2 separate regions of the Homo sapiens genome follow, and region 2 is linked to region 1. A link is a loop called in an ENCODE intact Hi-C map of the cell type or tissue named here. Cell type or tissue: A673. All regions are shown on one strand. Links, peaks and the distances in the headings refer to the core of each region. The heading gives the core; the rest is flanking DNA. Region 1 overlaps BEND6 (BEN domain containing 6). Region 2 overlaps DST (dystonin).

Region 1 (13,055 bases), core at 2,709-10,708:
TACATCTGCATCCACCCTCTGGAGAGCAACAAACAACTCCTCGCCAGATTCATTTGCCTCAACATGCAGTAATTCTAATTCTAACTCCAGTTCACCAGTTTCCTTAAAGCCTGAGGAAGAGCATCAGACTGATGAGAAACAGGTCAGTTGTAATACCCGCCTTATTGTTCTTTGGAATATGCTTAAATAAAAAATTTAAATAAGGGTGGAAAATGATCATTGTTTTATCAGATAACTATTGGATAAAATAGTTTTATTCAATAGGAATATTACAATTCTTAAGTACCACAAAGAAGAGGCATAAGGTGGCCAGGTGTGGTGGCTCACCCCTGTAATCCCAGCACTTTGGGAGGCTGAGGCGGGCAGATCATGAGGTCAGATCGAGACCATCCTGGCTAACACAGTGAAATCCCCTCTCTACTAAAAATACAAAAAAAAAAAAAATTAACCGGACGTGATGACGGGCACCTGTAGTCCCAGCTACTTGGGAGGCTGAGGCAGGAGAATGGCATGAACCCAGGAGGTGGAGCTTGCAGTGAGCCGAGATCGAGATAGTGCCACTGCACTCCAGCCTGGGCGACAGAGCGAGACTCCGTCTGAAAAAAAAAAAAAAAAAGAAGAGGCATAAGGCGCTTGACCTAGCCTGAGGAAAGGGAAGGCAGGGCTTGACTTAGGAGGGAGAAGAAGGTCTTCTCTGAGGAAGTCAAGATCAATCTGAGAACCAAAGGCATAAAACTGTTGTCCTTTTATAATAAAAACTAATATTTGTAAAACAAATACCCAGTTTAGAAAATTAAAGCAAATTGGGTACAAAGATAAAGTTATTAAACTTTAAAATTCTCATACCAGTGACAGAAGGATACCTATGCATTCAGGGTTATACAATTTTATATCATTGAGAGGTAAATTTCAGCCTCAGCATGCTGGCTGAACACAATTCTTTTTCTGTTTTTGTACTTAATCAAGACACAGATGCTAAAAAGACAGGAGTTTTGTTAGAATCAGGTAGCCTCAGTAAGTATACCATCAAAAATGATAAATATTAACTAACAATCTGACATTCAAAATATTTGAATCTTAGTGTATCAGTTACCTATTGCTATATAACACATTATCACAAATTTAGTGATTTCAAATGACCCAAATTTATTATCTTAGAGTTCTATAGATCAGAAGTCTGGTACAGGTCTCACTAGACTGAAGTCAAGGTGTTAGCAGGTGCATTTCTTTCTGAAAGCTCTAGGGCAGAATCTGTTTCCTGCTCATCCAGGCTGTGGTAGAATTCATTTTCTTGTGGTTGTAAAACTGAATTCCCCATTTTCTTGCTGGTTGTAAACTGAAGGCCATTCCTACTTCTAGAAGCAATCACATTCCTTGGTTCACAGCCCACTTCGGCCATCTTCAAAGCCAGCAACAGCAAGTGAAGTCCCTCTCACACTTCAGATCTTCCCTCCCTCTTCTGTCTCTTTTTCCTGATCTGCCCTTCTGCTTCCTTCTTCTGCTTTTAAGAACTCATGTGATTAAATTGGGCCCACCTAGGTAATCCAGGATAATCTCCCATCTCAAGGTACTTAACTTTAATCACATCTACAGAATTGTTTTTGCCCTGTGAGGCAACGTGTTATAGGTTTCAGGGATTAGGATGTGACCTTTCAGAGGGCCATTATTCTGCCTACTACATTTACGATGAAGCACTGAGTATGGGACTAAGCCTGAAAGGACCAAATCCAGTTTACATGACAAGAATTTGTATACACCCTATAACAAATACCTCATAAATATTGAAGAGTATCACAAAGATAACATTTAAATCTAATCCCTGACATGTAAAATATATATTAAATTAAAATGTAAAATATATATTAAAATATATATATAATATCTTACCTTAAAAAATGTTGACATTGTTTTCTTTTATGCCTTAACTCAATTAGTAACATATTTCTCCATACAGCACTTTCTTTTTCCAACTTCAACTCTTTCTTATCTTTTTAGTTCCAGATTGAAAAATGGCAGATTGCCCGTTGTAACAAGAGCAAGCCTCAGAAGTTTATTAATGATTTAATGCAAGTACTTTACACAAATGAATACATGGCCACTCACAGCCTGACAGGGGCAAAATCCTCTACTTCAAGGGACAAAGCTGTAAAACCAGCTATGAATCAGAATGAAGTCCAAGAAATCATAGGTGATAATATGATTGCGTTATATTGTCGTATGAATTTTAAATCATGTTACCACTCAAGGTCAAGATAGTCTTTCATGGTCCTTTTATTTTTTAAAGTTTATTTTTCTGGGAAAGAAAAATCTTAGGATAGTCTAAAGCTCTCATTAAATATGGGAAATTTTATAGAAAAACTTTACATTAACAATGGTTATTAAAATGAAACTAAGTTTTATATCACCAAAAGGTTTCAATTCATACAATTTATAGCTTTGGAAATGTAAATTTTCACAATCTTTTAAAGTAAAATTTCAATAACAATTTCTTCCTTGCTTTTGTTATATGTCTTATCTTTCATTCCAGAAAGATAAAGGCTAATTTGACCATCCTATTTATGGTTTTTAAATTAATGAATCTCCTTAAATATAATCTAGATTATCCAATTAATTTTTTGGCAACATCTGACAAATGTAAGGATTCTCTGAATCCTAGCTCTATATATGTCATTTCTTAACATACAACAATGTCTGTCTTCCTGAAACAAAAAACTGCTACTTCTAACAACTGCAATGAAATTCTTTCCCTTGGCTCACACATGCTGTTAGACTGACTTTAAAAGTTAGAGAACATGGCTGGGCGTGGTGGCTCATGCCTGTAATCCCAATGGTTTGGGAGGCTGAGGCAGACAGATACAGAAAAAGATCAGTCAGAGTTTAGTTGTTTCAATTAATGTTGGAAATGGATAAAAATACATTCCTAACATTTTAGAGCAAGAGGACTTAGAGTTTAAAGCAAGTAGGAGGATTAAAGTTAATCACTACCATAGGATCTCAGTTGATAATATAGACCTTCTGATATCTCTTGCTTTACTTAGAAAAACCTGCCTATATATTCATCTGTTTAAATAGCTCATGGGTGTTTGGGCTACTTTTGTAAAATGGAAAAAAAATTATAATGTAGAATACTTGATGTTTTACCTCAGTTCATACCCTAAGATGCAAAGCACTCATGAAGTTTCTCATGTGTCGCTATTGGTTTTTTACAGGAGTAACAAAACAATTATTTCCCAATACGGATGATGTTTCAATTAGGAGAATGATAGGGCAAAAGCTAAACAACTGTACCAAGAAGCCAAATTTAAGCAAAAATCTTAACTCTCAGGATATTAAATAGATCCTTTTGGTAAGTCTTTTAAATCTTCAGTCCTTTCAATGTGGCAAGAAAATGTCATAATACTTTTATTTTATTGGAATAGCATTTTCCAATCACTCTACTAGAAAATACTAGTGACCCATGAAAAGCTAATAGGTATTCCTGGTGGCAAAAGGGGAGAACTGGGAGTGGGGTTTGAATTGGAAAATGCTGGGTTCAGTTTTTCTTCCTCAGAACCTCTCAGATATTTTGATGCCCTTTTAACATGCTCATGTGCACCAGAAATCTCTAAGAAAGGGATATAGTATGTAGTGTTTTCCAAATGTGTTTTACTGAGGAAATTTTTTCACAGAATCCTGTTAACTTGGTGGGGATAGAAAGGAGCCAAAGGAAGGACACATGACAATTTAAGAAGTATTTCTCTCTAGGACAGAGGAGATTTAGACCCTTGGGAAATCTGAAGTACATCGATGAGACTGAACTTACAGCTAGCTCTAACAGTGGTCTGACAGTTGTGCAAACTATTGGCTGAAGTGTGCAGCGTTCTTCTCCACCATCCTACATGTTGCTTCGCATGGTCTTTAAATTTTTAAATTAGTTGTTATTGTTTAATAAGGATTTTTACCAAGATGCATGTCCTATACTAAGAAAAAGAATAATTTTTTAGTGAGAGTTCTAAAGTAAATAGACTTTCTAGTCAAGCCTTGACCCAGGCAAAACTGTGAAGTGGAATTTTGCCACCCACTATCCTGGCTAGCTCACTTTTACTTACCCCTCCTCTCTCTCAACTATTTTGATGGAAAATACGTGAAACCATGTGTATGACGTGTTAAAATTTTCATTGATTAATAGAGGCATGTGGGTAACACATGAGGGTAAGGCCCACCACAGATATTCCTTTTTTCTTTCCATTTTCCTTCCACTTCTATCTTTGACTTGTACTTTGCCTGTCTTCTGCCTAATACCAGCCACTTTCGAGACCATTTTACTTGACTTCATTTCTTCTGACCATGTTTTAAATGAGATGTGGAGCTGAATGTAATGCAGTAATCCCCTGCCCCAAACGCCCTACATGTTACTGACTACCACTCCCATCCTCCCCCAAGAGTCCCTTATCTATTTTGCTACACAACTAAGACCAGCTCTGCCGAGAGTCAACAATGTCTGTCTTCCTGAAACAAAAACATAAACAAATCAAAAAACTATTACTTGTAACAACTGCAGTGAAATTCTTTCCCTTGGCTCACACATACTGTTAGACTGACTTTAAAAGTTAGAGAACATGGCTGGGCATGGTGGCTCACGCCTGTAGTCCCAATGGTTTGGGAGGCTGAGACAGACAGATACTTGAGCCCAGGAGTTCGAGACCAGCCTGGCCAACATGGCAAGACCCCATCTTTATAAAATACGGAAGAAAAAAAATTAGCCCAGCGTGGTAGTGCACACCTGTAGTCCCAGTAACCCAGGAGCCTGAGGTGGGAGGATAGCGAGGTGGAGGCTACAGTGAGCTGTGATGTTGCCAGTGCACTCCAGCCTGGGGGACAGAGTGAGACCTTGTTTCCAAAAAAAGAAGTTATAAAAGATAAGGTTACCTGTATCTTTTTTCTCCAAGTGATTATAAATTTCAGTAGATTGTGACCTCACAACTTTTCAATTATTAGATAATTGCTTAAATATGCCCTTAGTACTTCCTATTTTGACATGAGGTTACCCACCCAGTTACCTTGATGTATAATGACCAAGTTCTCTATTTTTTTTTTTTTTTTTGAAACAGTGTTCTCACTTTGTTGCCCAGGCTGGTTTTGAACTCATGAGCTCAAGCAATCCTTCCACCTTGAACTCCTCAAATGTCAGAAAGCACTCCACCCAGTAACTAAGTTCCTTGTCTTTTCTTTTTTATTTTTCATTTTTGAAACGGAGTCTTGCTTTGTAGCCCAGGCTGTAGTTCAGTGGCGCGATCTCTGCTCACTACAACCTCCACCTCCTGGGTTCAAGCAATCCTCCCGCCTCAGCCTCCCGAGCAGCTGGGACTACAGGCCCGCGCCACCACACACAGCTAATTTGTGTATTTTTAGTAGAGACGGGGGTTTCACCATGTTGGCCAGGCTGGTCTCGAACTCCTGACTTCAAGTGATCTGCCCACCTCGGCCTCCCAAAGTGCTGGGATTACAGGCGTGAGCCACCGTGACCGGCAATTTCCTTTTCTAAATGGTATGTTACCAGACCTCCAAGTCAAGTGGCTATCTTTTGGGGCACACTGTTATATTTCAGAGGTCTGTAAAGCATTTTGATATCCTAAACTCTTGTTTTTTTTTTTTTTTTTTTTTAATATTTCTGACTTCCAAGGATAGGCACAAAACTCATCTCTGACTATATCAGCCAGCAGAATGTTAAAGAAGTGAAAGTTAAGAGATTTTTATATCAGTTTTGCTTGTACTTAACAATAGAAGTGTTATTAAATCTGCTAGCTATGGCATTAATTAAAATTGAAACAAGGAACAGACATTTTGCTATGAACTTTGTGCCTTTTGAACCTGAGCCTGACTTAATAGTGCCAAGTTGTTTAGACTGGAAATGCATGTATTTTGAATCAGTAATGGAGATTAGCTAGAATGGAATTTTTTAAATTTGCAAATATCTTTCATTTTAAGTATGGTTGAATTCAAATTATTGCAAAAAGGACTGAGGAAAATATGCTGGAAAAGACAGGGTCAGGTAAGACCTAATTTGGACATGCTTGATAAATTAATCAGATATAGCACCATCTAGTGGAATACTGTTATATTTTTCTGTTCTCAGTCATTTAACTCACAGGAGCCTATGGCCCTGCCCTGCCACCAAAAATATTCTTTGAAAAACTTACTTTTCTAGCATGGTCCCTGTGGTAGACCGTGCCCTCCACTCAGTCCTGAGCTCAGGTTGTCACTGGTGGCTTAGATTTAAAAGGGTAACAATTTCCCAGCTATGGCTCAGGTCTGTGAGGGTAAGGCCTAAATTCCTCCCTTTTTTTAATATATTCTTTCTTATTCCTGTGGCTGCCCTAAAGTTGCCTGTAGCTCTCACATGCAAGAGCTTGATTTTTTTCCAGCCTGTCTCCATTTTTTACTTCTTTCTTGCAGGCATTGAAGAAAAATGTATTTATAAGATTTACAGAATATTAGGCTATCACCTCTATAACATCCAACTAAGTGACCAAACTGCCTTCTCCTGAAATTTCCAAAGCGGCCTCAGGGTATATAATCTCTGGCGTAATGTTACATAACATATATTATAACTTATAGGTGATCTAATACAGTGGTGCTAAAATGGTGGGGGGCGGCGGAGAGGGAGGTGTGATTTAGCCACCTTCCTCCAACGCAGGGTATTTAGGAATGCCTGGAGATATTTTTGATTGTCAAAACTGGTGGTACTTCTGGCATCCGGTGGTCAGAGGCCAGGGATGCTGCTAAACATCGTTGTTGAATTTGGTTTGCTAGTATTTTGTTGAAGATTTTTGTATCTGGCTCATCAGTGATGCTGGCCTGTAGTTTTGTTTTTTTGTTGTGCCCTTCTCTGGTTTTGGTGTCATGGAAATACTACTTTGTAGAATGAGTTTGGAAGTATTCCCTCCTCTTCAATTTTTCTTTTTTTCTTTTTCTTTTTTTTTTTTTTTTTTGAAGAATTAGAGCAGAACTGGTATTACTGTCTCTTCAAATGTTTGTAGATTCAGGGGTAAAGCCATCAGGTACTGGGCTTTTCTTTGATGGAAGACTTTTTATTATAATTTTGATCTTGTTACTCCCTATTGATTTGTTGAAGTTTTCTATTTCTTCATGGTTCAATCTTGCTAGGTTGTATGTGTCCAGGAATTTAACCATTTCTTCTAGGTTTTCCAATTTGTTGGCAAAGAGTTTTTCATAATACTCTCTAATGAGTCTTTGTATTTGTGTGGTCTCGGTTATTATGTATCCTTTTCCATGTCTCATTTTATTTATTTGGCCTTCTCTTTGTTATTTCTTAGTCTGGCTAATGGTTTGCTGATTTTCTTTGTCTTCTAAAAACACCAGTTTTTTCTTTCATTGATCTGGTTTTTTAAATCTCCTTTTTTGTTTGTTTGTTTTTTGTTTTTTGGCTCTGATCTTTATTATCTCTTTCCTTCTACTAGGTTTAGGCTCCGTTTGTTCCTGCTTTTCTAGTTCTTTGAGGTACACCATTAGGTTGTTTATTTGAAGTCTTTCTACTTTTTTGATATAGGTGTTTATTGCTACAAACTTCCATCTCAGTACTGCTTCTGCTGTATAGTATAGATTTGGGAATGTTGTATCTCCATTTACATTTGTTTCAAGAAATTTTATACTTTTTTTCTTAATTACTTCATTGGTCATTCACGAGCTTGTTATTTAATTTCCATGTGTTTGTGCATTTTCTGAGACCCTCAGGTTATCAGTTTCTAGTGTCATTCCATGGTGGTCATAAAAAATACTTGATATGATTTCTACTGTTTTGAATTTATTGAGACTTGTTTTGTGGCCTAGATATAGCCTATTCTGGAGAACGTGCCATGTGTTAATGAAAACAATGTGTATTTTATAACAGTTGGGTGAAATATTCTGTGAATATCAGTTTGGCCTATGTGATCTATGGTGTACTTTAACTCCAGTGTTTCCTTGTCAATTTTCTGTCTGGAGGATCTGTCCATTATTGAGAGTGAGGTGTTGAAGTTCCTCAGTATTATTATATTGCAATCTGTCTCTCCCTTTAGATCTATTAATGTTTGCTTTATATACTTGGGAGCTCTTGTGTTGTGTGCATAGACATTTTAAACTATTATAGCCTCTTGCTGAAATGACTTCCTTATTATTATAAGTGACCTCCTGTGTCTCTTTTTACAGTCTTTGACTTGTACCTGTTTTACCTGATATAACTACTTCTGCTCTTTTTTGGTTCCCAGTTGCATCACGTATCTATTTCTACACCTTCACTTTCAATCGATGTGTGTCTTTATAGGTGAAGTGGCTTTCTCATAGGCAACATGGTAGTTGGGTCTTGTTTCTTTGCATTCAGCCATCCTATACCTTTTAATTGGAAAACTGAGTCCATTTACATTCAATGTTACTATTTTTCTTTGAGGCAAGGTCTTACTCTTGTCCAGGCAGTGGTGTGATCATGACTCACTGCAGCCTCAACTTCTTGGGCTCCAGCGATCTTCCTACCACAGCCTTCTGAGTAGCTAGGACTATAGGCACATGCCACCACACCTAGCTAGTAAGCTAGGATCTCACTATGTTGCCTAGGCTCAGTGTTATTATTGATCAGGACTTACTACTGCTATTTTGTAGCTTGTATATTTTCTAACTCCTCTCTTCCTTTCTTCCTTTTGTACTGTCTTCCTTTGTGGTTAAATGATTTTCTCTGGTAATATGTTGTAATTTGTTGCTTTTTATTTTTAGTGAATCTATTAAAGGTTTTTGCATTGTGGTTACTATGAAGCTTATAAAAATATACACATAAGAAGTTGTTTTTAAAAGATGACGATTTTTATTACAAAGAAGTTTTAAAAAAACTTTATAAAGGGGTTTCTTAGGTCTACGGTTTAATTGCATTCACCCCACATTTTGACTTTATGTTGTCTCATTGACATGTTTTTATATTGCCTATCTCTTAATAGGTTGCTGTAGATGTTATTGTTTTGATACATTTGTCTTTTGAGCTTTGTAGTGGTGTTATGAGTGGATTGTAAATGACAATTACAGTTTTAGATAATTTTAGGTTTGTTTGTATACTTAATTTTACCAGTGGGTTTTATACCTTCAGATGTTTTGTTCTTGCACATTAGCATTTTTGTCTTTCAGACTAAAGAGCTCTCTTTAGATTTCTTATGAGACTGTTGGTGATGAATTCTCTCAGCTTTTGTTTCTCTGGGAAAGATTTTACATATCCTTCGCATTTGAAAGATAACTCTGCTGGATACAGTATTTTTGGATGACAGTTTTTTTTTTTCCTTTGAGCCCTTTGAAAATGTTGTTTCACTCCTTTCTGGCCTGCGTGGTTTCTGTTGAGAAGTCTATTGCCAGGTGAATTTGAATTCCTTTATATGTTAGTTGCTTCTTCTCTCTGGCTCCTCTTAGAATCCTGCTTTGTCCCTGATGTTTGAGAATTTGTTACATGCTTTTGGGTAGTCTTATTTGAGTTGAATGTGTTTGGTGTTCTCTGACCTTCCTGTACCTGGATATTTAGCTCTTCCTCAAGTTTTGGGAAGTTTTCTGTTACTATTTTTTAAAAAGCACTTTCCACTCCTTGCTCTTGTGTGATTCCCTCTTGAATAATAATAAGTCTTCGATTTGGTCTTTTGAGTTAATTGTCTGTATCTTGGAGGTGACCTTCATTCCTCTCATTCTTGTTTCTTTTTGCTCCTCTGACTGTATATTTTCAAAAAGCCTGTCTTTGATTTCACAGGTTATTTTCTCCACTTAATCCATTCTGCTGTTGAGAGCCTCTAATGAATTTTTCAGTTCAGCAAATGTATTTCTCAATTCCAAGATTTCTGTTTGATTTTTTAAATTATTCCTATCTCTTTGTTAAATATCTCTGATAAATTTATGAATTGTTTTTCTGTTTTCTGGGAGGTCACATAGTTTCCCTAAAACTGCTATTTTGAATTCTTGGTCAGAGAGTTCACATATCACCGTCTCACTAAGGTCAGTCACTGATTTCTTGCTTTGTCTGTATGAAGAGGTCATTGTTTCCTGTTTGCTATTATTTCTTGTGGATCTACATCTATGACTTTGCATTGAAAGACTAGTTATTTATTTCTGTCTTTTTGGTCTGACTTGTTTTGGTTTTTATTGGATATGTTTGCTTATTTGTAATATACCAGTTGATTTTCTCTTTTTTCCCAACTAGGTCACTGCCTCCTTTTTGGCACTAACTGGTGCCTTAAGCCCAAGTTTGCCTCAGTTCTAGCCAGCAATCAGAGTGCTGCCTGACCTGAATGGGGGATGTCCCAAAGAGGATATCCTGGTTATGTGAAAAGGCTGGCTAGGGATCCATGCTCAGGGGACCTGTGGAACACACCTCTTACAGTGTAGTCCTGCTGAACAGGCACTCTGATTTGGTGCCTCAAGATGATGAGGAAGCTCACTGTCCACCTTGATCTCACTTTTTGCAGTGTAGAAACTGAGTCAGGAAGAAATTTTCCTTGTGTTTGATGCTGGGGATATTAGGGGAGAGGATTATTGTGGATAAGGAAGCCTGAATCTCTTACCACCTGCTTGGAGCTTTTCGTTTTTATTTTTTAACTTCTCTGTGGCCTGGGAAACTGTTTCATCCTCTTACTTGAGTTCTGGGATATTGCTGGTGAAAATCTTGGCACTGTATGTTTGTTTTTGGTTTTCTGTGATAGGGAGTGAAGCCAGCTTGCTTCTACACTGCTATTTTGGAACCAGAGTCCCTCAACAATTTGTATTTTTAATACAAATTTGTAGTAGATACAAAAACAAATAACTCATATAACTGTTAAAATACTACGAGAATGTTAACATAAATTTGTATTTCTTTGAAATTTGCTTTTTGTAGGTATTACAGGTATCTGAAACAAAGCACCTTCAATTCTAAATCTAGCACTGGATTTTGTTGGAGAATCTGCAGCCTTCCTGGCAGTGAGAAAGACAGACATGTGCAGTGACAGGCTGTAAGACATATGTAACATTGCTGAGCTCTCCTAAGGGACCAACAAGCTTGCTGAAGAAGCTGCATGTAGATTCCACCCTCAGTACTAGTGATGCATCAAACCAGAGAATTTCTGCCAGTCAAATAAGCATGCAATATGGTTTCTTTGGAAATAAGCATTTCCCAATCCCCAAATACCCCTCTGTACAGTTAATCTAACAGGATAGTCAGAGCTCTTATCATAGCAGCCAAAACTTCAGCCCATAGGTTAGTCATTGTCCTAACCAATCATTGTACATTGATTATTACCAGTGACTTCCCATTATAGTTTTTGGATCTTTAGCATAAGCACATGCTTGCAAAAGTAAACAGTGAAATAATTAATGTTGGCAAATATGAGAACAACAAAGTCAGCCCAAAATCTGATAATCATGTCTAACCAAGTAATAATGTTTTAGCAATAAAATTACAGGATTATTCTGTTATCTAAAAATGTATAAAATGGGAATATGAAAAAAATGACAACAGCAAGATGTTTTATTTTAATGTTAAGCAATTCCACCACACTTCTGAAGAATAAACCTAAGTTTTTGTGATTGTTAAAACAATGCATCAATTTTCAGGGAAATCTTTTTGTTTGTTTATTTACCAGACATGTTCTAACTTTGTATTGCCCAAAGTATATTAAATACAGATGTGTAATATAAAGCATCAATATCACCTAACACATCGTATATAAGATATAACATGATAGATAGTTGGTCGATTACATTGCTATACTGCTTAGTTTTAACTGGTTTATTTTTATTGTAGCAGAAATGAACTGAAAAAAAATATGGGTTTGATAATCACACACATGAAAGTACCATTTTGTAACTCAACAAAAGATAAAACATTCTTCATCAAAAGGCTTCTCGCTTGGTGTCAGGTTGTCACATGTGACCACTGTGCAATGCGAAGCCATACTTCTTCAGTGCACAAAGTCATGTTTAAACTTGGAAAAGAGGATGCTACAGTAGTTTCAAAGTTCAGTGTTGTGGACCCAGGAAATTTTCCATAAGTCTTGCTTGATAACAATGTGATTGTACAAAATAAATGTTCTTAAGGAAACAACTTATGTAACATTTGCTACCTTTATGTAAACATAAATAAATCCCATTTAAAAGATAAAACTTATTTTCTTGTTTCTTTATTAATGCATAAAAATTAGGGAAATATTTTTTTCTAGGCTGATAGCTTTTTCACTCATCCATTAAGGCATTACCATTACGATTTGACTATGTAGCTCTGACTCATTTTTCTTGTAAAGAGCCATGCTATGTAGGATATATAGACAACGTCCAGGAAAGTAAATACATTTAATATTTTTATTGAGAAAGGATAATCTTACTAAGATGTATGCTATTTGCTTTATTAAAAATGCTACTTGATAATGTAAGTTTTGCCTACTAAAGGTAAATAAAATTACTTTTGCAAAACATAACCGTATTATTCAACTGGAACTTGTATGGTCTTTTCTTATGTATTTTGAAATATGTTGATATCTTTATAGATAATAGAATAAATGTATTTTTTATTCATCTTTGTAAATTGGTTCTAAATGAGTTACAGAATAAGAAAACTAATAAAACTGAAGAGAGTGCCCAGCAAGCAATTCATATACATGTATGTGTCTATATATATATATATTATGTATTCACATGTATAATACTTAAGAATATGGTTAAAGCAGAATCTTTAATAAGTAGGGAAAGGAAGGTTTATTCAATGATACTGAGACAACTAATAAATGGAAAACATTGTTATATTCCTACTTCAAATCATATTACATAGAAACTTTCAGATGAATGAAAAGCAAAAAATGGACTCAGATGAAAAAACTTTTAAATGCAAGAATATTTTTATGTTCTCTGAATAAGAAATACATTTTCAATACAAAGGTAGTTCAGCCAAAATGCCGAAGAAAACACTTACTAACATGAGTTCCTACATGTGTGTTCTGTGATTTTCCTACACAGAGGTGATCATTTCACTAAAAACTTTACCCTGTGGTGGATATATGACATGGTCAGCATTCTCGCTAGTTCTGTGA
Region 2 (13,055 bases), core at 1,723-9,722, 310 kb before region 1:
AAAACAGACAGCACACCACAGAAGGAAAAGTAAGCTCTGCATAACAAGTAGAAACGATGTTGATAAATTTACCCACTGGATCCAACAAAAGCACAATTTCCAGTAAAATCAAGGGGCACTAGGTATGTAGAAGACAAAAGAAGAAGCACGTCTGTCTTGCAAAGGTAGGCTGCAGTCAACTAAGAGTCACGGAGATTAAACAGCTCTGTGAGTTCTGTTGGAATACTGGATTTTTAAATCTCCCTTTTAAATACATGTGATATATTAGAGAGGTAAAACATGTCCATCAAATACCTATTGCCAAGAGGTGTGGTTTAAAGCAGAAACTTAAATACTAAAAAAAATTTCCCTAAGTTCTTTCATAAAAAGCAATAAATAGTTGCTATGTTTGAAATATCACTTCCAGAAACTGAATGAATTTGCACAAAAATTAGCAGACTTGTAAAATTTCCATGTTTATATACAATGTATATAAAATTGTTTAACTAAAATGCCATCATGTACTTTAAGTCTGTTTAATTACCATGCAGTGCACAGTAATGTATAAATAATTCAATCATTTTAGCTCTCTGAAGATAATTTAAAGAGAAAATATTTCCTTTATCCAATTTTTTGGTACACACACATCTACCTCAATGTGGGTTTTGGCCCTTTCTATGCTTTTCTAAAAAGGAGCCTGAACCCAGGAGTTACTTCTCTATCAGGTTAGCGCTCACCGCATGGGAACGGCTAGGTTAGTCAAGTTATGGGGGCGACACCTACCCCCTTATCCTCATCCTCCACATCCTCATGCTGTTCATATTCGCATGCTTCTGTTGCACTCACCAATCGTAAGGTCTTCAAAAAATCTCGCTCCCTTGGCTAATGAATATAACAGACAGAAGATAGGACAGCAAAGACACAAGACAGACCAGAAATGAAAAGAAGAGCATGAACAGAACATAATGAAGGAGAACAGGTAACAAGAAGGGGAAGTAATGTTCACCAAAAAAAAAAAAAAAATGACACCTGCGGAATGGGTTAGATCATTTTTCAGAAAGCAATGTTTATTTTCTTGCTATTTGTAAGTCTTTTAATATGTGGTTATATTATGCATCCAACTTCTGCTAAGCAAAAAAACCCAAAGGTAAAAAAGAAGCAAGAACAAAAATAGTATTTTAATTATAGAACTGATTATATAAGTGAAGTAATCAAAGTGCTTCAATCTCTCAAATTCACATCATTTGAAGTTTGAAAATGCTTAGGAATCTAACCAAAACTTCTTTTTCAGGCAGAATTCATAGCTCAAAAGATGAATGTTGCAAAAATCTGAATAGTCTGTACTGAAAACATACTGGTCCTATGCAGAAAAGATTACACGTTCTTCAAAATAAAATAAGAAAGTTAAAACTTACCAAGGTATCTCCTGAAAGAACCTCTAAAAGAGAAATCAAATTGTGTCCATCCCTTAAGTCTTCATAGAGATCATTCACATGTTTTCGAACCTATAAAGAGAAAAGCAAAATTTGGGGTCCTAGAACTCAGAATTATCCTTAACATTCTTAAACATAAAAAGGAGACAAGTAGAAAACATTCCTCACATGGTATTCATTCATGCACCTATTTTTAAATTTTTAAAATGCTTATTACTTAAAAACTAAATTTAATTTAAAAACTTAAAAAAGTGAATTTCAGATTAATAATTCAAGAAGACAATTCAAATTATTACATTTTTAAGACACCAGAACAAACATAAGCCTGGACTACTACATGGGGTTACAATTCTTCAAATACGGACAATGCCCTGACTTTATTCATGATTCCCGATACAGTGACCAGTGCCACCTTAACAAGAGGGTGGAGTTTTCACCCCCGCAGTTGATCTTCTACTTCTAGCCTAAAACAGGTTCAAGGATGCCGAGGAACATTTTTAGAAATCCATAGACGTGAGCTGGGTGAAGAGTATGAGACTCTACATATTATTTTATCAATATCTTATGAGCCTATAATTATTTCAAAAAAATTTTTTGAAATCCGTATGTGTCAGGTTAGAAGTCCTCTGTCCAAACCCTTCCTCTGCACAATGTAAGTCTTCTTATAACGGAAGATTTTCAAAACTAAATAACACTAGCACAAAATCAACACTCAACCTACAATAGCTTTCCCCGTTCCACAGGCCTGATTTAGAAGTCTGTGATTTTAGAACCCAAACCATCAAAGATTTCCCAAAAGCTTTGTTTAGCCTGCCAAGTAGGGATAGCTCTAGTAACCACATGGCCCACTGCAAGGTTTGTGTTGGACAGACAAATGTCAAAGCAGGTATTAAGATGGCTGTTCCACAGTGGACTGGCACATTTCCATTTTCTCGCCTTTCAGTGATTCTGGGCTACTCCCATGAAAGGAGCCAAAGAAGTGGGCAGGAAAGAGGCAGGAACCAGAATCCCACCTACTTCACCCATGGCACAAGCCCTGTATACAAATGAATCCAACTCCTTTGCACTTCCAAAATGTCAAGTGAGTATATAGCACAAAATAATGAAAAGATCTAAACTTATAATCAAAACTATATAACTACACAAACACAAAGAAGAGGCCTAATGTAAACTGGAAGCAAACTTTTATGGTAAGTCTCTCAGTCCCCAAAAATAGTTTAAATCCCATAAAACTTTATTATCTTAGTTGACTCTCTCTATATATATGTTTTACAATATCTTTTGTTAGTGTCAGAAAATGTTTTTGATTGATGAAGAAGAAGTTCCCTTAGGAATTTCTTATCAAATTTACCAGCTTTTACATCCAGTGTTCTGGCACTGTTTACATAAGTCACAGAACCTTTTAATATTCAATTACCCATCTAGGCATAATTAACTACAAATAATATAAATACTAAGCTTAGGCTCAATAGCTCTACCACAAAGTAACTGTTCATGTCAATAGTACCTTTGAAATACAGCAAAACTGAAGGTGAATCAAATTACTTTTAACCAAGTCTCCATCTTTACAAATTGACATTTTATTTTGATTTCCTAATTCCCAAGGAATATCAGTTGAATCTCTGATGTCATAATACCAAAGTAAGACAAAGTTTAAAAATACTTTATTTAGCCCCAAAAAATGTTATAACACATTTTGAGCAATCCTTGTTTAGAAAAACCTGTAAATACGCCATGCTCAGTGGCTCACACCTGTACTTCCAGCACTTTGGGAGGCCAAGGCAAGTGGATCAATCACCTGAGGTCAGGAGTTCGAGACCAGCCTGGCCAACGTGGTGAAACCCCATCTCAACTAAAAATACAAAAATTAGCCGTGCATGGTGGCAGGTGCCTGTAATCCCAGCTACTTGGGAGGCTGAGACAGGAGAATCACTTGAACTCAGGAGGCGGAGGTTGCAGTGGGCCGAGATCAAGCCATTGCACTCCAGCCTGGGTGACAGAGCGAGACTCCGTCTCAAAAAAAAAAAAGAAAGAAAGAAAGAAAGAAAAACCTGTAAATAACCAAATAAGTTACAAAGGAGTTATCCATTCAATTAGAATATTTACCTTGAGATACCATGAAATGACAACTCTCTCAACTTCTCAACTGTATTTCAGAGATGAATCAATTTTCAAGGGCCTCTTCAGGAACATATCTATTACATGCATGATATGTACGCGAACAGATAAGCACTTAGGGAAATGAGTACTAATACTGCAATTTCCTACTCATGGACTGGTTTCATGGGAGACAGTTTTTCCACAGATGCAGGGGAGGGTGGTTTTGGGATGAAACTGTTCCACCTCAGATCATCAGGCATTGGATTCTCATAAAGAGAGCACAACCTAGATCCCTCACATGCACAGTTCACAATAGGGTTCACAGCCATGTGGTGGCTCATACCTGTAATCCCCAGCACTTTGGAGGCCAAGGTGGGCGGATCACTTGAGGTCAGGAGTTCGAGACCAGCCTGGCCAACATGGCAAAACCCATCTCTACTAAAAATAACAAAAAAAAATTAGCCGGGCAATGTGGCGTATGCCTGTAATCCCAGCTACTTGGGACGCTGAGGCAGGAGAATCACTCGAACCCAAGAGGCGGAGGTTGCAGTGAGCCGAGATCATGCCACTGCACTCTAGCCTGGGCAACAGAGTGAGATTCTGTCTCAAAAAACAAACAAACAAAACAATAGGTTTCATGCTCCTATGAGAATCTAACGCCATCACTGATCTGACAGGAGGCAGAGCTCAGGTGGTAAGGCTGGCTGGCCCAATGCTCGCCTCCTACTGTGCAGGCCACTTCCTAACAGGCCATGGACCGGACCAGTACCTGTCTGTGGCCTGGGGGTTGGGGACTCTTGTATTAGAGCACTGTAAGAATTCACCCAGTCCCGTTCTAAGGCACAAGCTTGAATTTATAAGGCTAAGGCCTACTTAAAAACAAGGCAGAAAAGCTAAGCTTGTGAATGTCATGTACATTCTAAATCTATGTACTTCTCTGCGTATCTTCAATATAACCAGAAAGCAGCCAAACTCTAAAAGAGCCTGAATGGGAACACTAAAAGATTATATTTATATAAACAATATTATACAGCTCCTGATCCTCAGCCAGCTGCTTTGTCTCTCAAAATAAATGGCTTTATTGTGCAGGTCTGATATCCTCAGTACACAGAAGGACAGTAGAATCCAAGCACATGATTACTTTGGGGACTTCCAGGATTGTAATAGTGCTGAGAATTCTGTGCTCTCTGGTCCACTATGCCTACACCCTACCAGACTTACATTTCACTCTATATTCCACTTCTTGTGTCTTTCTCACTCCAGGACAGTTAAAGATGGGGTATGATTCTGAACACTTATCTCATAGTAAGGCAATTTCACAACTTGACTTGCCAGACTGAACAAAACCCTCTACATAAGGGAAACTTTCCAAAACCAGGTGTCATTTGCTACTATCGTATTTATGTGACAACAAAGGAAAATTAAAACAGACATGTTTAGAGAAGGAAAATAATAATATTAAGCCATGCAAATCTAAACTAGGAAAAGATGGCCGGGTGTGGTGGCTCACGCCTGTAATCCTAGCACTTTGGGAGGCCGAGGTGGGTGGATCATGAGGTCAGGAGTTTAAGACCAACCTGGCTAAGATGGTAAAACCCCATCTCTACTAAAAATACAAAAAGTTAGCTGGGCATGGTGGCAGTGAGCTGTGATCATGCCACTGCACTCCAGCCTGGGCAAAAGAGTGAGACTCCCTCTAAATTAGGAAAAGAGAAAACCTGTGATAAGGGAAAAGACATTTTAGTCCTGCTTCTGCCCTTGGCCTTATGAATTTGTACCAACAGCCTAAACTCTCTAGGCTTCAGGGTTTTTTTTATCTTTAAAATAAAGGTTGGAAAACAGAAAACTCCTAGTTCAACCTAGAGAACAAAAAGTCTGTAATCTTTAAATCAAATTATTATCATTTTAAAAAATCAATGACCTGTCAACTTAGAAAATGTATAAAATAAAAGCTACTCTTAAGACTTATGGCTTAATTTTTTAAGAATTTTAGAAGAAAATGCAGAAATAAACTAATTTAACTTCTATAATGCTTGAAAAAAATCCAAAGACACTGGCTATCCCCAATACTGCCTGCTTTTCCTGTCTCAGCTGACTATTCTGAGGGTCCACAGAAATACTGTATATGGAAAACATCCTACAAAATATAAGATATCATTTTCCGAAAAGCAAATGTCACTAACAATAATAAACAAAAACACACACACCATGAGTTACTACTAGATGCCTAACCTTGTGCTAAGTACTTTATAATACTGAGTCAGTTTCCTCAGCACAAATGAGTGGAATAAAAGAGGATGCTATTAAAAATTAAAAATCAACATTATGGGTAAAGGGTGGTCGGGAATGAACTGAGGGGAAAGAATTGGGGTTCCAATCTGATCGAGCAAGAAATTTAAGGGAAAGAAAAGAAGGGAAAGTAGACAGCTAAGCCTACATAGAAAAGCTTTTATTTTACCCTAGGAGTGAGTCATAGGCATTGGGCCTGGTAACTTTCCTTCACAGATGACTATACTAACCGCCAATATCCCTAACATTCCATTTTCAGTTTTTAATAAAGCATTCCTTTTTCTCTTTTTGGATATGTTCTCCCTATGGGACAAAAAACTGTCTGGATCAATAGTGCTAGAGGAAGTGACGAGCAAAGTAAAAGCACTATGAAATACTCTGGGATTAACTTACATAACTTGAATTACATAACAAGGCTGATACAGCATTTTCTGTATTTCACACAATTCTCGTAGAATTTTGCAGTACTTCAAAAAAATATGTATATAGCATTGCACCTAGAGTTTACCTCTAGGGGGCACTAATCTTTTACTTAAAAGAATATCCCAAGAAAGTAAAATAGACTAGAAAACACTCTATGGGCAACAAAAATTCTAAACAAGATGCTGGCGATGACATGGACAATATTTCAAATTTATTTTGGAGTGAGAACACATTAGCTCATGCCAGGTCTGTATTACCTAAATGGCTTAACTTATCAAAAATACTACACTGAAAATTTCCTTTTGTTAACCTATAACTGTTTGGTTTTATATAGGCTAAATCAAATTCAACTTTGAAGAAAAGAGAATCATTATATAACTGCTTGCTGAATGTTTAAACTTCCTTTTTTAAAAGTCTGACATTATAGTGGTTGATGTTAATCTAGACAAATTTCACAAAAATTTGACTTCCCATTATTTAAACTTATTACTATTGTTTAGCTGCAATTCAATTCAGGTCACAAACTATTTATTGAGCATTCATCCGTCATATGCCAGGGTATCCTTTAAGTTCTATGGGTACAAAGATGAATAATAAGAGTGCCACCTCTTGAAGCCTGTAATCTGAAATGAAAGAAATTTAGGCAAGAAATTGCAGTATAAAATAAATGCATTCAGAGAACACTCAGGAAGCTATGAGGAGCTTAACCCAGTCTGAGGTCTTCCCAGCAAAGAAGATGGGAATGTTGCAGGTGGAGGGAGGAGCAAGAACAAAGGAAAAAGGCAAGGACACACAAAACTACATATGAGTTGCAAGGAAGGAAAGCAGTGGTGAAGTCAATGAAGCATGAGGTGGAAGATGAGGCTGGAACGATGCGCCGGTGGACATAGAGGCTTTATATCCCAGGTTAAGAAGCTTGAACTTTTCCTACACAAAGAAAACTACGAATTTTAAACAGAATGAGGCCATAATATCTCTGACCAATATAAAAGCTTCCCTGTAAACTATTATCTTAAGCAAAAACAAATCAATCACAGGTAAAATCAAGAGCCCAATCTGTACACAATAATAGAGGAAAGGTCCCTCAGGAAAAAAAGGAAACTGGAAGAGTCATTCCATTAATGAACCTTGGGTAAAATGCAGGCATCCTAGTGAGCTCTGCAGTAGGGAGCAAAACATCAGCCACATAAAGGGTTCACAGTCCGCTCTTAAAGAAGTTCTATATCTAAAGGATACAGTATTCTGGAAAACAATCAGCTATCTTTAGAAAGAAACATAAATAATAAAAGAAGGCTTGTCCCAAATGAGATCGCCTCACTGGCTTATACTAACTGGGTGACGAGAAGAAGGATAGTTTGCTTTAGTGAAAATTATAAATTAAAATATTTTTCAATGCAATTTTTTTACATCAAACAAGTACGTTCATAAAAAATTAGCTGTCAGGTTCTCCTGGGAGAGTTCCTTAGACAGCCTACTTGAAAAAATAGAGGTAACATAAATATCAATATATTAACATATTAATTATTGATAAGAAAATTAATGCTTTTAAAATACACACAAAAAATGCTCAAAAACATTGTATTATCTTAGGTAGCTGCCTTATCTAAAGTTGTTTTTTCATTACAAATTTATTTCAGTACTACTTCTTCAGGAGTTGTGAAAGAATAAAACTACAATTCATATTCTACCTAAATTATTATAAATTCGAAATTGGTGCAGTTAAGTCAAACAGGGAAATATCCTTATTTGGCATGATAAAAAGGCGGTTATGGTTTTTTAAGGTACTACGTTAAGTCAACATTAAGGCCACATAGAATTCATCTCCTTTAGGTTATTTTTAAACTATGAAATAAAGGTATTAGTTACACATCTTAAGGTATTAATGGATAAAATAATAGAGAGTTTTTTTTTTAATCCACATTGGTACTAGGTGGTACAAATAATGTGTCTACTTCTTTGGACCTGATTCACTCCTTCACAAAGAAGGCTTCTCTTTTTAGCTTTTGGGTAGACAATCTATAATCAATTAAAATGCAAAAACTGAATGGCCTTTCCTAGTCTTTCACCACAAGGTGGAACTAGGTAGTTAAATAAAATAAAAACATTTATTAATATATTACAGATAAACACTTTAAGATTTGGGGTATTTTAGTCACTGTTTCACCTAGGTATTTTTTATTCTCTTCTATACAGTTTCGCCATGGTTGCAGTAACCTTTTTAAAAGGCTATTTCAATTTTTAAATATTTTTAAATAGGTAACTTTTCTGTAACAGTCTGAGGTTAGGGTTGGTTGGTTCTGGTTTGGTTTGAGTTTAGGTCTCTATCTTTCCTATCTTCCCTTTTATTATCAAGAAAACAGATAAAAAATCTATTTTTGCTCACATTTTCCCCTGAACCTGTAGATTTTTCATCTCTTGCATAGCTGTACAGATCTTGGTGTGGGGTAATTATAATGTAATGTAACTGAAAGGGAGAAATAAATTCAGAAATCAATATACTCTGCATAGTATATCTTTTTTGGTATCTGTCCAGTTCCTTGGACAGATTATTAAAGATGTATTCTTGACAAACTCCACACTACAATGTCTAACAAACGAGCGTCGGCTTGTAAAGGCATCAGCATTACCCATTCCACATATGAGAGAGAGAAGAACAGCTAATAAATATTATTGTGCAATCTTTTAAAAATAGGAGGAGGTGGCCGGGCGCGGTGGCTCACGCCTGTAATCCCAGCACTTTGGGAGGCCGAGGCGGGCGGATCACGAGGTCAGGAGATCGAGACCATCCCGGCTAAAACGGTGAAACCCCGTCTCTACTAAAAATACAAAAAATTAGCCGGGCGTAGTGGCGGGCGCCTGTAGTCCCAGCTACTCGGGAGGCTGAGGCAGGAGAATGGCGTGAACCCGGGAGGCGGAGCTTGCAGTGAGCCGAGATCCCGCCACTGCACTCCAGCCTGGGCGACAGAGCGAGACTCCGTCTCAAAAAAAAAAAAAAAATAGGAGGAGGTATTTTAGATAAGACTAAGGATGCTTCTTTCCAGTATTCTGTCTGTTTGGCAGGAGAATATGGGCATTACCTTTTACAGGTTTTTCAAATATCCTCCTAGCTCATTACTTATATAAATCTTTCTTTAAACTCTTTTTCACCTTAAAAAAATCATGGTAAGTACTACTATGTCAAGAGCAATTTTTAACACCAGCATAAGGAAAAGAGGAGAAACCAATCCATATCCTTACTATGCTCACCTTTTTCCTACTCCTCCTACTTTCTCATAATTTGGGCAAAAGAAAGAAAAAGCTGGGAAAGCAAGGGTCATTATCACTTAACGTGTCTAAGGAGAAAACCTAATCAAGGAAACAAAATTTTGATGGAAATAAGTGAAAATGTGTGGTTGTAATATAAAGACAAATAATGACAACGAAGTAGAATGCTATTATAATACTAATAGCTAATTAGACATAGTTCATCTGTGTGCCATGACTTAAAAAATATAACTAGGTGTAACAAAGTCTGCTTGACACAGGTAGTCTATAATGACACCATTACAGTCTTATTCTTTACCACCACTGTTTTAAAGAGATTCCACTATATTTTTAAATTCCAGCTTTTACTGAAAAGCTTTTAAAACAGAATTGTAAATACTTTAAAATAAAAATCATGCAAAGGTTATTTTAAATAATTTTAAATTAGTTTTATTTAAATTTATATCATGATCAAAATTCACACTAGTTCAAAAAATGTGTATTTCCTCATCAAATCCTCCCAGCTAATGACTCTCTTGTAACGTTATACCAAATTCATAAATCAGATTCAAATTGATCATTATAAATTTAGAGATGTATTCAAGTAAAAGCATTCTGTCTTTGAAACAACAACAAAAAAAGAGAGCTCCTGGGACAGATACAGCAACCTCTCAAGTCATGTGCTTCTAACACAAGGTCACTTTACCAGACTGACTTTCTCTTTATACCTACCTATCATTGGTTTTAAAGAAATCTTAATCATGGTTGGTGATAAGATGGAATAACATGTAGGGGAGTAGCACTGCAGTGCAGGGCATGGTATGATTCCAGGTAAAAGGCAGTCTGAAGACCCTGGGCAGCTGGTGAGTGGGAAGAGAAGCATCAGAAAAGGAATATAAGGATGTGACAAATAAAAATTTCAACTACTTTGCAATTCTGATTAAAGTGCTGGTTGTGGCAACTACCCTGAATACTTCTGAGCTGAATCATCTCTTTTGGGGCTTTTGTCAAATGAGCTATAGGTTGTCAATGCCTGACCTATAATCTCAACACACACACACACACAATCAAAGAACTACCTGAACCTCAAAAATTAACTTCATCTACTTCCTGGATAATGTCTTACATGGCTCTATCCTTAACCGAACAGTGAGCCACTTGCTGGAATGGTTACAATATGAGTCAGGCTGCAGACTCGAGAGGAAGCAAGGTCCTCATAGAGCGGGGTTAGTGCTGGGCAAGTAACAGAATCCACTGGTAGATACAGCTCCAGGAAAGGTGCAGCCAGCCAGGAGTGCAGACACCTTCTGGTCATGCCATCATGGGCACTTCCCGGTGTCCCTTTCAGAGCATTATTTCCTAAGGTGAGAGATTAGGATAGGCATGACACAAGTGGTTGCTTCATCTCTTTTTTTCAAGTCTCAAGGACTGGAAAATCTAGGGGTCTCTTCATAGCATATTTTATAGTTTTAAGGCTTTGACGATACTCTGATACTTTCAGATACTTTATATGCAAACTAATTCACTCCTCTTTAAACATAAGCTCATTTCCTTGGGTCCTTGAAAATAAACAACTGAGAGCAACTGGTTGCATCCTCTTCATTAAACCTTTGAAATAACCCAGGATTATGATCAAGACAACTGACAAAAGGAGAGGAACACTAAAACTATTTTTAAAGACACCCCCAGATGATGAGATACCACTGCCACTGCTACAATCCGTTCTGATGCTTAACACCTCTTCCCTGTCAAAGAATGTTTCCTTAAATCCAGATGACACTCCATGTCCCCAGTACCACGATTCATATTTTTCTAAAATAAAACCACCCAAAATCATATCTGGGGAACTGATATGTTTGGAATGGAATTATAAATACAGGTTTATTCTTTTAATTACTTAATTAAAAATTTGACAGATGCTATATACACTCCTGTTAAATTAATCTCTGCAACAGAAATATACTTTCTGTAGGAGGATTAAAAGTTTCAAAGTGATCACTTCCTAAATGACATCATAAGTCTGCCAAACTTTCAGATTCTAGTCTACTCAACAGAGATCTCCGGACCACAGATGCTTAAAAACTAGTTTTCCCAGTTGTAAAAGCCCAGTGTCACAGAAGAGGTACTGCACTGATGTCTCTTACTAAAGCTGAAATCTAAGTGGAAGTTATTTTCTCTCCAGCCCCTGTCTGAGCACACTCCCTTTTAAAGTGACAAGTTTCACCAAGAGCAGGCTAGAGCCAGGTAACACCTAGCAAATCAGGGGCCACACTTCTGAAAGTGAACCACATAACAGCTATGGGTTTACTGGAAGATGCTCAGGTCCCAGTGCCCTAACTAGAGCTTCATGTCCATTCCTGATGGCTAAGAGAGATTTTGAAACAAAATGTCTCCTGAATATTTGAGGTCACATTCTAAAACCTCTGCTGTGATATTTCTCTATTGATAACTCCTCCTCTAGTTACTGAAATCTTACTTTTCCTACTAGGTCAAATTCTAACGTCATCCAGGCAGTGATGGTTTCCTTCTTCTGCACTCCCATATTCTTTGGATTATACCAGTACACCAATCATCATTTTACTTATAGTTTTATGTAGACAATATACATAAATGTATTAATAATTTCCTTAAGAAGAAAGGGCCCTGTCTTTGGTCCTCACTGCAAATGCTTAATGTCTGACACAGTGCCTTTCATATAGTAGATATTCAAAGAACTTTTGTTGAATAAACAAAAGATTAGTCACCTACACTTTGCATTTGACCTTAGCCATGCACTCAGCTGTGGGCTCTTGAATGCCTGCCGGATCACAGGGAAAAAAACAGAAACTCAGGAAATGGATTCACAAATCCCATCAAATGACTTCCTAGCAGGGGATTTGTGTTTGCCCCAAGGCCCATCATGGCATCTATCGGAGTTAGTGCCTGGCATCATGTTCTGCCACACAGTTGGAGTTAAGTAAATTGCTTCTGAATGACTAACACATTGAAGAGAAATGTCCACTTCTGCATGCCAAGCCTCCTAAGTATTTCCCCTATTAAGGAGCACAGAATGACACCTCCAAAGTATGGTGCTTTGGCATGCTGAGCACTTTGAAGAGAAGAAATTGGAAGTCTTTAGAAGTTGCCTAACTTTCTAACCTTCTCTTGTTTCTCTCCCACTCCTCACCAAGCGCAAAGAGGGAGGATCTCTAGAATTTCCTTAGCTGACTAGGGAAATTTCTGTCCAAAAGAAATGCAATTGCCTTAAGACCTCTCTCTAGCAGTTACATCAAATAGCCAGGAAAGATTAACCACAGAAAAGAGAAGAGATTAAAAGTCATCACCATGCCCAGACAGACTTTTCATCTATTCTTCTCAGGGCAGCTCAGAGAGATTACCTAAAAGACTTTATCTGAATAATAAGACAAATGAAGTTCTGCCCCTCACCTTCCCAGCAGCTTCCCCAGAGCTCAGAGGAACTTTGTACCCAGGCCATTGTTCTTTAAGCTCATTCATTTCCCCTGAAAATCATTTATTGCCCCTCTAAAATTTCCTATACGCCCCCCTTCCCTCTCCCCTGTGAAGAGGGTACATAAGCCCTAACCATCT

The links. A loop is a pair of places that touch in the nucleus more often than their neighbours do. Peaks named below come from ENCODE experiments on the same cell type or tissue, not always from the same donor. Only the 100,000 strongest peaks of a DNase experiment are listed, where the experiment ranks them.
Region 2: it touches region 1 in a loop (2.2-fold over the local background); 4 of 110 quality-filtered maps call a loop at or near these places.

What each region holds. Positions count from the first base shown.
Region 1 is chr6:57,015,212-57,028,266 of GRCh38, forward strand. BEND6 (BEN domain containing 6) reads left to right here. Exons shown (of 7, transcript NM_152731.3): 4 at 1-142; 5 at 1,996-2,188; 6 at 3,210-3,346; 7 at 10,871-12,135. The coding sequence ends at 3,337. Among named protein-coding and RNA genes, the nearest start is that of KIAA1586, 25 kb to the right of the region's middle. In A673, for the core only: a CTCF peak has its summit at 6,099 (motif pointing left); a DNase peak (open chromatin) is centred at 6,090.
Region 2 is chr6:56,702,886-56,715,940 of GRCh38, forward strand. It overlaps DST (dystonin), which reads right to left. Exons shown (of 104, transcript NM_001374736.1): 6 at 1,395-1,484; 7 at 763-861. Among named protein-coding and RNA genes, the nearest start is that of DST-AS1, 130 kb to the right of the region's middle. RefSeq lists enhancers at 11,536-11,585, 11,751-12,311, 12,312-12,873. In A673, for the core only: a CTCF peak has its summit at 6,309 (motif pointing right); a DNase peak (open chromatin) is centred at 6,316.